Regions from separate parts of the Homo sapiens genome. Here region 1 is linked to region 2. A link is an interaction called in ENCODE POLR2A ChIA-PET data of the cell type or tissue named here. Cell type or tissue: Panc1. All regions are shown on one strand.

Region 1 (4,000 bases), 82 kb after region 2:
GCCAAGGTCGCGTCACTGCACTCCAGCCTGGGCGACAGAGTGAGACCCTGTCTCAAAAAAAAAAAAAAAAGTATTGAGCACTTAGTATGTCCCAGGCATTATGCTTGGCACTGCATATAAAGCAGTGAATAAGAGGGACCAATTCCCTGCTCACACGGTGCTTTCATTCTAGTGAGGAGAGACAGAGTTAAACAAACAAACAGGTGGAGCGTGGTGGCTCACGCCTGTAATCCCAGCACTTTGAGAAGCTGAGGCAGGTGGATCACTTGAGGCCTGGAGTTTGAGACTGGCCTGGGCAACATAGTGAGACCCTGCCTTATAAAAAATTAAAAAAGAAAATAGCTGGGCGTGGTAGTGCATGCCTGTAGTCCTAATTACTACAAGGCTGAAGTGGGAGGACAATTTGAGCCTAGGAGTTTGAAGCTGCAGTGAGCTACGATTGCGACACCGCATTGCAGCCTGGGTGACAGAGTGAGACCTTGTCTCTAAAGCAAAAACAAAAACAAAACTCCAAACAAACACATAACCAAGATAATTATATACTATGTTAAATGCTTCACAGGAAGTAGGATACTGCTTTGGTGGAGAATGAAGGGAGTGAGCTACTCTCAATAGGGTGGGAGGGAAGGATTCTCTGAGGAGCTGGCATCTGAGCTGAGCCCAAGCATACCTACCATTTATTGATTATCTCCTATGTGTCAGCCATGTCATTAGGTAACTTTCAAATACTTTACATTTAATCTTCCTGTGAAGTATGTCATGTCTTTTCCATTTTTCAGATGAGAAAACAGAGGCTCAAAGAGGTAACAGCGGACAGTGTTGACACCTGCCTCATAGCCCCTCATCCCTTCTCTGAGTTCCCTTGCCAGTGTGGTAGTTTTCAGCATGCTCAGGGCTCCACCACACAAGAGCCTGCTTCTCTTGGCTTCCTTGCCTGAGAGCTTTCTTAAGTATCTATGAACCAGGAGGAACAGGCGTGTTATGTATCCCAAGGGCAACCTTCAACCATCAAGAGAGTTGGTGCCTAAATGCCCAACCTCCTCATCTTCACATAGGAGAGTCTTTTCTTTTTCTTTCTTTCTTTCCTCTCCTTCCTTTCTTTCTCTTTCTTTCTTCTTTCTTTCTCTCTCTCTTTTTTTTCCACTTCCCCTTCTTCTTCCCCTTCCTTCCCCTCCCCTCCGCTTCCCTCCCCTCCCCTTCCCTCCCCTCCCTTCCCCACCCTTCCTTTCCCTTTAAATTAAGAAACAGGGTCTGGCTCTGTCGCCCAGGCTGGAGTGCAGTGGCACAAATATTGCTCACTGCAGCCTCAAACTCCTGGGCTCAAGCGATCTCCCCATCAAATAGGATGATTTCACACTGTCTCTCAGAAGGTCTCCAGCAGAACTGCGCCCAGGTGCTCCTGGCAGCAACCCGCACATTCACGCACCCTTTATTACCTTTTCTCTTCCCGGTCTTACTTTCTCCATGCCCTTCTTCTGCTTCCTGAAATTACCTCCACAATTTAGTTCCAGCACCTGAGTCTCAGGATCTGCTGATGGGAGAACTCAAGCTAAGACTAAGTGACTTGCCCAAGGCCACCCAACCTAGTGGCAGAACTGAAATGTGCAGCCAGGTCTGCCTGGATCACATTTCACAATCCTCACTGCTGCACCCCATGACAGTAAGCCTGAGATGGAGCTAAGCCTTTTATTTTATTTTATATATATATACATATATATATATATATATATATATATATATATATATATATATATATGGAATAGTTTTTTCTTTCCAACTTTTAAGTTTAAGGGGTACATTTGGAGCCTAAGCTTTTTAGTCTGGCTCAAGGCCCTTCACATCCTGACCCTAGCTGATCTTTTTTGACTTATCTCCCACCTCCTCATTCTTGGTCACCCCTTGCTCCAGGGACAGCAAACTGCTTGGGAACATAACGTTCTCCAACCCTGCCATGCCCTGTCACCCCTGCATATCTTTGCAAATGCTGTCTTTTCTGCCAAAATATGGGTTGAATCTGTGTGGTCCAGACAATAACCACCCTGGCCCCACTCCACCCAAAGAATGCCAAATGCCAGTGTCCAGCCCTGGGAAGGAACATGTTTGTGCCAAGTGCTCGGCACATCTGAGCTCATTCAGTTTGCACAATGATTCTGAGAGGTCAGTAGCTCCACCCTCAGTTTGCAGGTTCGGAAACCAAGGTACGCAAAGGCCAGGTGACTTACCCAAGGTCTTACAGTTAATGGCTGGCAAAACCAGGATTAAACTCAGATTTCCCTGTTCTGCCACCATACCTTGATGCCTGGCTGGAGGGAAGGGATGGGAACTGGGTTTTCTGAGGCTGCTCTCACATTCCCTGTCTGCCAAGCCTAAGTGTAGAGATGGGGGGCATCTGCCAAGGCAGCTGCCAGAGCCCTAGCTAGGTGGAGAAGGGACTACGGAGCCCAGAAGGAGGCCAGGCTGAGGGGGCTTCCTGCAAGGAAAAGAGCTGGTCATCCTGCTCACTCCTACCTGGGAGGGGGAAGCATTACCCTTTCTGCTTTCTGGCTCCTTCCAGGCCTTTGGGAGTTTACTTGGCCTCAACAATGTCCTGCTTCCCAGAATCTCTCATCAAAAATGATTCTTGGAAACTGGGCCAGTTCGGGGATGCCTAGAGGCCAAGGCAGGGCTGAATTCCTGCTCTTAATGTTCTCTTCCTGGCTCCCAGCATTGTTATCATCAAGTCTATCAAATGCCTGGTAAAGGGTTGCCAGCCTGCAGAACATGAGATGATTTGGTGAGCACCAAGTTCTCAGTAGTTTTGGAGAAATTGGATGGGGTTGCAATGGGAGTGGGGGTGGAAACCTTGCCAGCAATATCGTGCCAATCTCTGCTTAAAATTTCTAGGGATACTGCTTAGCCTGACATAGCACTGGTTTTGGGTACAGGGGCAGGGCAGAGAGGTTGGCAGCAGATGGGGTGCAGCATGTGTAGTAGGGTAGGGTGTTCTTAGGTCCCCAGGGGAGTGTTTTCCTTCCATGATCAGATCCCATTGTAGGCGGCAATGCCTGCTGTGAGCCTAAGAAAATTATACAAACATGGCAGGTAAGGTGGGGTCAGGGGACCCAGGGTGGGGGCAGGAGTGGTGAGGGGCAGTGGGCAAGGCTGGAGGGGAGGGAGGTATAGAGAGGCCTCTGCTGCAATAACTGTGAGCCCTGGCCAGTGATGAAGTCACCATTAGTGCAGTCTGAGTTCTGGGAACCAGGTGATGGAGTGTGTTCCAAGAATGGACTGAGGGCCGGGTGCAGTGGCTCATGCCTGTAATCCCAGCACTTTGGGAGGCTGAGGCGGGTGGATCACCTGAGATCAGGAGTTGGAGACCAGCCTGGCCAACGTGCTGAAACCCCATCTCTACTAAAAATACAAAAAAATTAGTCCGGCATGTTGGCACCTACCTGTAATCCCAGCTACTCGGGAGGCTGAGGCAGGAGAAATCGCTTGAACCCGGGAGGCGGAGCTTGCAGTGAGCCGAGATTGCGCCATTGCACTCTAGCCTGGGCGACAGAGTGAGATTCTGTCTCAAAAATAAATAAATAAATAAATAAATAATAAAAAGAATGAACTGAGGCCAGGCAAAATAAGATAAGAAAAAATAAAATAAAATAAAATCCCTCTGGGATTGCTTGCGCCTCCACAACAGAAGTTGCAGGCCTTACAGAAGCCCTTCAAGATCTGGATCAATTTCCCTCAGCCAGGCAGATTCACACCCCCTTCACATCCAACGTGACCAGCCGGTCCCTCGACACACATGCGCTCAGCCACCTCCACGCATTTCATACCCAACGTGACCAGCTGGTCCCTTGACACGTGCGCTCAGCCACCTCCATGCATTTCACACCCAACGTGACCAGCCGGTCCCTAAACACATTTCACACCTAACGTGATCAGCCGGTCCCTAGACACATTTCACACCTAACGTGATCAGCCGGTCCCTAGACACCCATGCGCTCAGCCCCTTTCGTGC
Region 2 (4,000 bases):
TGTAATCCCAGCACTTTGGGAGGCTGAGGCAGGCGGATCACGAGGTCAGGAGTTCGAGACCAGCGTGGCCAGCATGATGAAACCCCATCTCTACTAAAAATACACAAATTAGCCAGGCATGATGGCACACACCTGTAATCCCAGCACCTCTGGAGGTTGAGGCAGGAGAATCACTTAAACCCGGGAGGTGGAGGTTGCAGTGAGCCGAGATTGTACCACTGTACTCCAGCCTGGGCGACAGAGTGAGACTGTGTCTCAAATAAAAACAAATTTCTGAATAACCTGCCCCTTAATTTGCATGTAATTAAAAGTGGATATAAATGAAACTGCAGAACTGCCCCTGAGCTGCTAGACTCCACTCTCTCCTCAGTGGGAACAGTCACGGAGCTGTAACACTGCTGCCTCAATAAAGCTGTTTTCTTCTACCACTAGTTCACCCTTGAATTCTTTCCTGGTGGAAGCCAAGAACTTTCCCCAGTGGAGCGCCAGTGTTGAGGCTCCCCTGCCCTGCAAAATGTGTAAGCCCTTTGGGGTTGGGCGGGGAGCTAGGACTTTAAGGATGACCATCTAGAATCACAACATTGCAGGTTCTTTGAGCTGAGGGACCTGATGGGTCACACAGTCACTCTTGAATCCCTTCCCTGCATGTTGAAAAACTAAAAACCCAAAAAGTACAAAGAAGAAAATAACAATTATTCATATTTCCTATCACCTGGAATTAAACCACTGTTTACATTTTGACATACTTGTCTCCAGTATTTCATGAACATGCAGCTTAAAATTCCTTAAGTAATATATTAATGTACTGCCATTTTTATTTTATTTATTTATTTATTTATTTATTTATTGAGACAGAGTCTCGCTGCGTCACCCAGGCTGGATGGCAGTGGCGCGATCTCAGCTCACTGCAACCCCCGCCTCCTGGGTTCAAGCGATTATCTTGCCTCAGCCTCCCGAGTGACTGGGACTACAGGCGCCACCACGCCCGGCTAATTTTTGTATTTTTAGTAGAGATGGGGTTTCACTATGTTAGCCAGGTTGGTCTTGAACGCCTGACCTCGTGATCTGCCTGCCTTGGCCTCCCAAAGTGCTGGGATTACAGGGGTGAGTCACTGCACCCGGCTCTCATTTTAAAAAATAAAATTAGAATATTACAAAGAAAGCTGAAGTTGCCTCTCATCTCCACTTGCTATCCCAACTCCCCGCCCCTCTCTCCAGAGACAGCCACTCAGATGAATTAGGAGTGAACTGGAACTGAACTGAAAAGAACTGAATTGAAAATAATTTTTCAGTTATTTTTTAAAAAATGCTTTTATGTTCTGTTTGAATGTAATCACAGAAAATCCACAGTTCTGCTTAACATGTTACAAAAATTGTATTATATTGTATGCATTATTGTGCAACTTTCTACTTTTACTTAATATATTTTAGAGCTCTATCCATTTCTCTGCATGCATAGATCTGGCTTATTCCTTCTGTGATGCAGTGACCCGTTATGTAGATAGACCCCATTGTATTCATTCATTCCCTATGGACAGCCCTTGAGCTCTTTTCAGTGGTTTGTTATTAGATATGGTCCCGCAAGAGACAGCCTTCCTGAGTACATGTGCAAATATTTTTCTAGGGTAGAGACCAAGACATAGGATTATCTGGCACATGTCATGAATATTTCCAGTTTAAAGACAAATCCAGAGAATGCATTTCCCCATAACCTCACCAATATTTGCCATTGTCTAATTTTATTCCTTCCTTGCATTTTTGTAGCTGAAAAGACCGAGGCCTGAGGCTGGGTCACAGAGTGGGTTAGGTTCAGGGTCAAGACTAGACCCCACATCGCTTGGGGAAAGGAAAGGCCACGGTGTGAGAGGGAGTTGGCGGGGAGGGAATGGCTGAAATTAAACATGGTGATTATCCCACCATCAGTGGAAGTTATCCAGCAGCAGTGGACATGACTGCGAATCCTCCAGAAAATGGCTTCGCTGCGCTCCACGGATCTGCTCTCCCACCCCACCTGCGGCTTGCACAGCGACACACAAGCGTTGTGATTGGCTCTTCCTTGGCTGAGACAAGGGTGGGGACCGAAATGGCGTCTCTAACAGCTGATTTTTCAGGGCAGCAGCTCTGTGCTAGGAGAAGAGAAGGCCGGGCTCACTGGCGGTGCGGAGCCCGCCAGGGCCAATCCGCATCCGGGCGGAGGTGCAAGCCCGACCGCAGTACTGACACGTGCCGCGACGTCCCCTCCCGGCAGCTCGCGGGGACCTGGGAGCGGGTGGGGTCTCTGGCTGGCGGGGAGCCAGGGCTGCGGGAAACCGCACGAGGTCGCGTTCGCGAGTGGCGGAGAAGCCCAGACCCCCGGGCGCACGCGGCCGCGCCCACCCAGGTCGCTGGGAGGTGCCCGCCCGGGAGGCGCCGCGGCCAGTGCCTGCCGTTAGCTTCAGGAAGAACTAGGATTGAGTAAGAAACGACTAGGGATGGAAGCACTTGGCACTCCGGGTCTCGGAGCAGGCTGGGGACGCCCGCGGCAGGAACCTGGTCCTCCACTCCGGGTGCGGACCAAAGTCTGCTAGGGCTTCCCCGAAGTGGATTCAGTGACTCGGGAGAGGACCCAGCCCCTAGGCCCCATCCCCGGTTAAGGGCCAGTCTTGGTCTGGGTGTTTCTCTCCGGGAGCTGGTCGCAGGTTTCCGTTTTCCTCTTCAAGGAAGGAAAGACCAGCGAGAGAATTCGAGGGAAAGAACAAAAGCCGCCGGCACCGCCCAGCCCAATTTTTGGAGCCTGGGAGGCTGGCTCCCTTCCTCTGACCGCTGGGACGACTCGGAGGGCTGGCGCTTTTTCCTTCACCACCATTTCTTCCCAGCGACCAACTTTTGAGTCCTTGCTGTGTGCCAAGCACTTCACTGAGTGTCATATCTCACTTCCTCCCCACGACAATTGTAAGACATGACAGGCTTGGAAAGGAGAAGTCATTTGCCAAGGTCACGCGTGGAAAAAACGAGGGCTAGGAAATTCAGATCCTGGGTTTTAAATATTTTTGTATTAGAAAGGGTCTAAAAGTTAAATATTTGCAAACCTTTGCTAATCTTTCACAGATCCTTTTGAAATAATGACTATTGAGAATAAACCCTGCAGACATCTCCATACCGTTTTGTGTGTGTGTGTGTGTGTGTGTGTGTGTGTGTGTGTTTTAACTTGTCAGCCAGGCAGGTCCGTGGGAGGAGGGAGCAGCGCGCGAATGAGAGTGTAAACAGGTAACGAACACTTTTCTGGAAAGCAGTAGTGCCATTTCTATCGAGAGCTTTAAAAACTGTGCGTATCCTCTACTCGGGAAATGGCCACCCTCTGTGGAGATAGCAATAGTTTTCCACATGTAAAATCCCTGGGACCCAGCAATTCCTTTTAAGGGAATCCATTGTAGAGATGGGTGTGCTTGCACATATACAAAATGGCATACACACGTAAGGACGTTCATGACTGCACTGTTTCAGGAGCGAAGGATGAAAAACAACCCAGAAATGTATCAATAGAATTGATTAATTTAATCTGGCACTTCCATTTAAAGGAATTCTATGCAATATTTTAAGAAAATAAGGCAGTTCTCTATTTTATGTATAGAGCAATCATCAAGAAATATTAAGCAAAAAGAGGAAAGTGCAAAAGTATCTGATGTGCTACTGTTTCTATATGAAAAAGGGATCTATATTTTAAAATATATATATTTAAATATATAGATTCCCCCATAAGAAATATACACATGAAGAAAACAGGCAACCACATTGCCTTTAAGAAGAAAAACCTAACTATCACACTAGCCTTTAAGTGAAAAAAAAAAAAAAGAAAGAAAAAAGCAAAAAAAAAAGAAGGAATCACTGCTAAACGACCAAGCAGGAGAATTATTATTCTTATTGTGTAACCTTTAGTACCTTTGGAATTGTGTGCCATGTTTACATAACAACAATTCGAAATTCAACTTAAAAAAATAAATTCCCTGCCTCTAGACCCAGT

The links. ChIA-PET counts read pairs that join two places held together with the same protein. Peaks named below come from ENCODE experiments on the same cell type or tissue, not always from the same donor. Only the 100,000 strongest peaks of a DNase experiment are listed, where the experiment ranks them.
Region 1: POLR2A ChIA-PET joins it to region 2 with 6 read pairs; 13 of 35 experiments call an interaction of 5 or more read pairs at or near these places.

What each region holds. Positions count from the first base shown.
Region 1 is chr1:26,003,024-26,007,023 of GRCh38, forward strand. It overlaps LOC124900433. Among named protein-coding and RNA genes, the nearest start is that of PAFAH2, 7.0 kb to the left of the region's middle. In Panc1, no CTCF peak of the experiment used is centred here; no DNase peak of the experiment used is centred here.
Region 2 is chr1:25,920,572-25,924,571 of GRCh38, forward strand. No RefSeq gene overlaps it. Among named protein-coding and RNA genes, the nearest start is that of MIR3917, 16 kb to the left of the region's middle. In Panc1, no CTCF peak of the experiment used is centred here; no DNase peak of the experiment used is centred here; H3K4me3 peaks cover 1,580 bases; H3K27ac peaks cover 2,264 bases.